Linked DNA regions of Homo sapiens: region 2 is linked to region 1. A link is an interaction called in ENCODE POLR2A ChIA-PET data of the cell type or tissue named here. Cell type or tissue: Caco-2. All regions are shown on one strand. Links, peaks and the distances in the headings refer to the core of each region. The heading gives the core; the rest is flanking DNA.

Region 1 (2,918 bases), core at 177-2,676:
TCTACTTCTAGAAATCTGGCATACAGAAAAACTCATGCACATGCATAAAGATACATGGATGAGATTTTCATTGTAGCTCTGGGATATAATAGCAAAAATGGAAAACTGAAATGTTAATAAGGGAATGTTTAAATAAACCATGCATGGTGCATGGTTAACCTAGGCAGTAGATAAAAAGAATGAGGTGGCTCTACAGACACTAACCTACAAAGATGTTCATCGTATATTAAGTGTAAAAAGCCTGTTGAAAAATTGGATAAACAGCATGAATCAATTTCTACACTTTTTTTAAAGTATGAAGAAATAGTGATTTATGGGTAGGTATGCAGGGATAAATACAGAGCAAATGGTTAACAGCAGTTTAATCTGAGAAGTGGAAAGTGGGGTCTTGTGAGACTTTGTATAGTTCTTTCTTTCTAAGCACAGTTGAGTTATGGGAGGTTTTGCTTTATGTGTTTTTCACTAACTTTCTAAAATATCTCAATGACAAAATATGGTACAATTGTAAGGACATTTGTGATAACTGATCGATCTGTTATATGCCTATTTTGCTTTAGGCACTGTACTAGAGTGATTCCACAAGCTAATTTTATCTTCATCACTCCCTATGCAATACATATTATTATTAGAACCATTTTGCAGGTGAAGAATATGAAACTTAAAGAGCTGAAGCTACTTGTACACAGACTCTGGCTGTGGTCATGGCTTATAGGCAATTTGAAGCAAAGATGTTGGCAATAATGTAACACCCAGGGTGCTATAAGGACTAGATTGAAAGTCTGCCATCTGAGGAACTCTCTTTAAAGCACATGAATAGTCCTTAAAAACTGGGTCTCAATACATCCTTCCCCAGCTGTGGTCAAGTCCCCCTTCTTTTGGCTTTTGATGTCCTGGCTTTGTAGGCTTGCTGTACTCTAGACAAGGAATGCAAATGAGTGTTGAATGAGAGTAGGGGTTTGAAGTCCCAAGCACTAGAAGGCAAATTTACCTTCCCCCACTTAATCCTGGGTAAGCAAAACTGAATGGTAGCCCAGGTATGTCAGCTGCCCTCATTCTCGGCAACACTTCCAACTCCTTTTCTGCCTCTTTCACAGGACAAATCTCCAGCTGCGAAGTCCCCAGAGACACCTTCCACAAAGCTGGCAGCCTTTGCCCAGGGCTGTGGCAATTACTCCAAATGTTGGGAGAGTCCAAACCTCCTCTTCTAACTTTGTGTATAGGGGATCTCTGTCTTCCATGCTGGGGGATGGGAGAAAGGGGTTGAGTCTGCATAGGGCTGAAGCTGCCAGCAAGAGCTGGGACCCAGGAGAGCAGGCGAGAAGGGAGGGGTCAGGGCAGCCAGAAAACTTGTGGTTCTGAAATGAATCTGCATGAGTCATTTGTTTAAAAAGGGCGGAGTTTCTGGAGCCCCCAGATAATCCTGGGGAATAGAGTAGACCAGAAAAGACAAAATACAATGAAAGGATCAAGGGACAGCTAAATGCCTGAGATAGGCCCTTGGCTTGTGCTTAAATGATCCGTGTAGGTGTGTGTGTGTGTGTGTGTGTGTGTGTGTGTGTGTGTGTGTGTTTAGTGAAGTCTGCCAAGCTCTCATGACTTGATTCAAGTATCAGGTCACCTGTCCCACCAATCAAATATCCTTATCTTTCGGTTGGAGAATCTTCCCTCCTCCCTGATTCCACTCCCCAGTGCAGGCTACCGTCCCAGCTTTGTTAGGGGATAGGCAAATTGCTCAAGATCATTCAGTCTCGCCTACCAAGTCAGGACTGCTTTCCTAGAGCAGTTAGCCCGCCTCAGCTCAGCTCAGGTGGCCTTTGGAAAATCCCTGGCTGTTACCAGATCACGGCCTTCAATTTTTTTTTTTTTAACTGCAACCCTTAGTAAGAAATACATGTTATATCATAACCCAGTTCATAGGTGTGCATGGCCACACATACACACAAACGGACACAGAAGTTTCAACAAACAGTACTTACTTAATACTTAGCCCAATTATCTGATTCTTTTCCATTCTATTCTTTAATTTTTCATTTAAAAAAAATGTTTGTAGGCCGGGTGAGGTGGCTCACGCCTGTAATCCCAGCACTTTGAGAGGCCAAGGTAGGTGGATCGCTTGAGCCCGGGAGTTTGAGATCAGCCTGGGCAACATGGTGAAACCCTGTTTCTACAAAAAAATACAAAAATTAGCCAGGTATGGCGGTGCGTGCTTGTAGTCCCAGCTCCCAGCTACTCAAGAAGCTGAGGTGGAAGGATTGCTTGAGCCCAGGAGGTTAAGGTTTTAGTGAGCCCTGATCACATCAGTGCACTCCAGCCTGGGCAACAGAGTGAGACTTTGTCTCAAACAAACAAACAAACAAACAAACAAAACGAACCAAACAAAAGTAACAACTTGCAATTCATTCAGTTAATTTCAATACCTATGGGTTAAGATGAGCGGATTGAAATACACATTCAAGCCTAATCTCTGAATTATGCAGAGATTTTGAGAATATTCCTTCATTAGCCACAGCCATGTGTGCCACACAGGAGAAACCAGGTTGACGGGCAAGTCGTGGTCCAAGGTCATCCATGGACCCTCATTGGTGAGAGATACTCCCTCACCAGAGAGTTGAGTGTATTGAGTCATATGATGAATGGGGCCACTGTAGTTTTAGAATAAAAATATGATTTATTTTCTTTCTTTCTTTCTTTTCTTTCTTTCTTTCTTTCTTTCTTTCTTTCTTTCTTTCTTTCTTTTTCTTTCTTTCTTCTTTCTTTCTTTCTTTCTTTTCTTTCTTTCTTTCTCTTTCTTTCTTCTTTCTTTCTTTCTTCCTTTTCTTTCTTTCTTCCTTTTCTTTCTTTCTTTCTTTCTTTCTTCTTTCTCTCTCTTTCTTTTTTTTCTTTTTATTTTTTTTGAGACAAAGTCTGGTTCTGTCACC
Region 2 (2,918 bases), core at 101-2,600, 220 kb after region 1:
ATGGCAAACAACTTTAACCTAGATGTAGATGAGGATGACATTGAGAAGCTCCTAGATGTGGTTCCTGAGGAATTGACTAATGAGCTGTTGGAACTGGAACAGGAACACGCAGCTGAAGAAGGTGCAAGAGAAAAGGAAACTGCAGGAGACAAAAAGGAAGAACCTCCAAGAAAATTCACAGTGAAAGGTTTAGCAGAAGCTTTTGCAGACCTCAACAAGCTCCTTAAAAAATTTAAAAACATGGGCCCTGGCTGGGCGCTGTGGCTTACACCTATAATCCCAGCACTTTGGGAGGCCAAAGCGGGTAGATCATGAGGTCAGGAGTTCGAGACCAGCCTGACCAACATGGTGAAACCCCGTCTCTACTAAAAATACAAAAATTAGCTGGGCGTGGTGCTACACGCCTGTAATCCCAGCTACTCGGGAGGCTGAGGCAGAAGAATCACTTGAACCTGGGAGGCGGAGGTTGCAGTGAGCCGAGATTGCGTGCACCACTCTACTCCAACCTGGGTGGCAGAGCGAGACTCCATCTCAAAAACAAAACAAACAAAAAAAACATGGGCCCTAACAATGAAAGGTTTTCATTAATAGAGAGGAATGTTTATGGTACATTATCTACTTACAAGCAAACCTATGATAAAAAAGAAACCAAGCCAAACACCATGGACATATTTCTGAAAAGAGTGACACCTCCTTAAGAAGAGCCTCAGGCAGGTCCTTCAGTGGGTGTTCCAGAAGATTGTTGTCATAGCAAATGACAGCTCCATGCATGCTATTTTCCCTGAAGACCATGCAGTGGGACAAGCTGTGCAGATGGAAGACAGTGACATCGATGACCCTGACCTCCCTGTGTAGGCCTAGGCTAATGTGTTGTGTGTGTCATTTTTAACAAAAAAGTTAAAAAGTAAAAAATATTTTAAAATGTTAAAAATAGAGACTTACAGAATAAGGATATAAAGAAGGAAATATTTTTGTTCAGCTGTACAATGTACTTGTGTTTTAAATTAAGTGTTACAAGAGTCAAAGTTTTAAAAAATCAGTTTATAAAGTAAAATTAGTTAGCTAATGTTAATTTATTATTGAAGAAAGAAAAATATTTTTAACACATTTAGTGTGGCCATAGTGTACAGTGTTTATAAAGTCTACAGTAGTGTACAATAATGTCCTAAGCCTCACATTCACTCACCATTCACTCACTGGCTCACCCAGAGCAACTTCCAGTACTGCAGGCTCCATTCATGGTAAGTGCCCTATACAGGTGTATCATTTTTTTATCTTTTATACCATATTTTTACTGTACCTTTTCTATGTTGAGATATACACATACTTAGCATTGTGTTACAGTTGCCTACGGCATTCAGCACAGTAACATGCTGTACAGGTTTGTAGCCTGGGAGCAGTAGGCCAGACCACACAGCCTAGGTGTGTAGCAGGCTCTACTGTCTAGGTTTGTGCAAGCACACTGTGATGTTTGCACAGCCACAAAACCGCCTAATGATGCATTTCTCAAAACACATCCGTGTCATTAAGCGACGCATGACTGTATTTAAAAGTATAATGTGTAGCCAAGAGAAAGATAAATTTCCTTGGAAAACTTAGAGTAATCATACCCATTATCATTATGGCTTTAAAATTTAAATAAAAATTCTAACTTTCAGTGGTGCCTGAGTGTATAATAAGAACAGTGTCTGTTGGTTTCCAGTACTGTTTTATAAAGAAACAGGGCAGTGAGTCATATTGACTGATAGATTTCTTGGCTAAGTATCTCCTTACTAGCAAGAGCATGGACTGTCTGCCCCTCCTGCTGCTTCTGAGCATATGCTTCTTGGGAAATAGAATTGGTAATTGCTTGCAATACAAACTAAAACAAAAAACAATAAAATTTATATTTTGTTTTTCCTCCAGTTTCAGATACAAAAATGTCTTCTCAAGATCAATGCTCCAGTCCTTACATAAGGCCATTTGATTTTGCAAAATGTCTTAGTAAATATTTCAGAAACCCTAGATACTCAGGCTATCTTAAATTTAGGGCTGTGTCCCGCTGAGGAGAAAATATATTAATTTGGAAGTATAATTAACATTTTTGTGTCTTTTGTTTCCCCTCCCTAGCATTACAACACCTCCTTGCTTGCCGCTGCAGCAGCAGCAGTTTCAGATGATCAAGACCTCCTACACTCGTCTCGGTTTTTCCCGTATACCTCCTCACAGATGTTTCTTGATCAGTTAAGTGCAGGAGGCAGTACTTCTCTGCCAACCACCAATGGAAGCAGTAGTGGCAGTAACAGCAGCCTGGTTTCTTCCAACAGCCTAAGGGAAAGCCATAGCCACACCGTCACAAACAGGAGCAGCACGGACACGGCATCCATCTTTGGCATCATACCAGACATTATTTCATTGGACTGATTCCCAGGCCCTGCTGCTCCCATCCCCACCCCAGATCGAATGAACTTGGCAGAAAGAAGAGAACTTTGTGCTCTGTTTTACCTTACTCTGTTTAGAAAAGTATACAAGCGTGTTTTTTTTCCTTTTTTTAGGGAAAAAATTAAAAGAAATGTACAGAGAACAAAACTATATTTTCAGTTTTACTTTTGTATATAAATCTAAGACTGCCTGTGTGATAAAACACTTGTTTAAAAAAAAAAAGGAAAGAAAAGAAAAAAGAAAAACAAGCACCCACAAACCACCTTCAGTTCATTTTTTTCTGGATTCTGAAGATTTTTCATTATTTGTCCTATGGTTTTGGTTTTATTTGACTTCGATGGCATTATTTTATTTGCAATAACAGAAAAGGAATTGCATGTATGAAGTTTTCAATCGTGGGCTTTTCTTTGTTGTGGGGAGGGGGTCGGGGGATAGTTTGATTTCCATTTTCTGAAAACGACAGACTTGGATTCTGTTTGTGTGTGCATATTTTATCC

Evidence for each region. ChIA-PET counts read pairs that join two places held together with the same protein. Peaks named below come from ENCODE experiments on the same cell type or tissue, not always from the same donor. Only the 100,000 strongest peaks of a DNase experiment are listed, where the experiment ranks them.
Region 2: POLR2A ChIA-PET joins it to region 1 with 8 read pairs; 2 of 35 experiments call an interaction of 5 or more read pairs at or near these places.

The regions. Positions count from the first base shown.
Region 1 is chr15:67,960,503-67,963,420 of GRCh38, forward strand. No RefSeq gene overlaps it. Among named protein-coding and RNA genes, the nearest start is that of PIAS1, 92 kb to the right of the region's middle. RefSeq lists enhancers at 1,224-1,273, 2,475-2,644. In Caco-2, for the core only: no CTCF peak of the experiment used is centred there; DNase peaks (open chromatin) are centred at 1,519 and 1,629; H3K4me3 peaks cover 232 bases.
Region 2 is chr15:68,185,433-68,188,350 of GRCh38, forward strand. It overlaps PIAS1 (protein inhibitor of activated STAT 1), which reads left to right. Exons shown (of 14, transcript NM_016166.3): 14 at 2,110-2,918. The coding sequence ends at 2,403. LOC105370871 (a long non-coding RNA gene) reads right to left here and starts at 2,114. Exons shown (of 2, transcript XR_932396.3): 1 at 1-2,114. In Caco-2, for the core only: no CTCF peak of the experiment used is centred there; no DNase peak of the experiment used is centred there.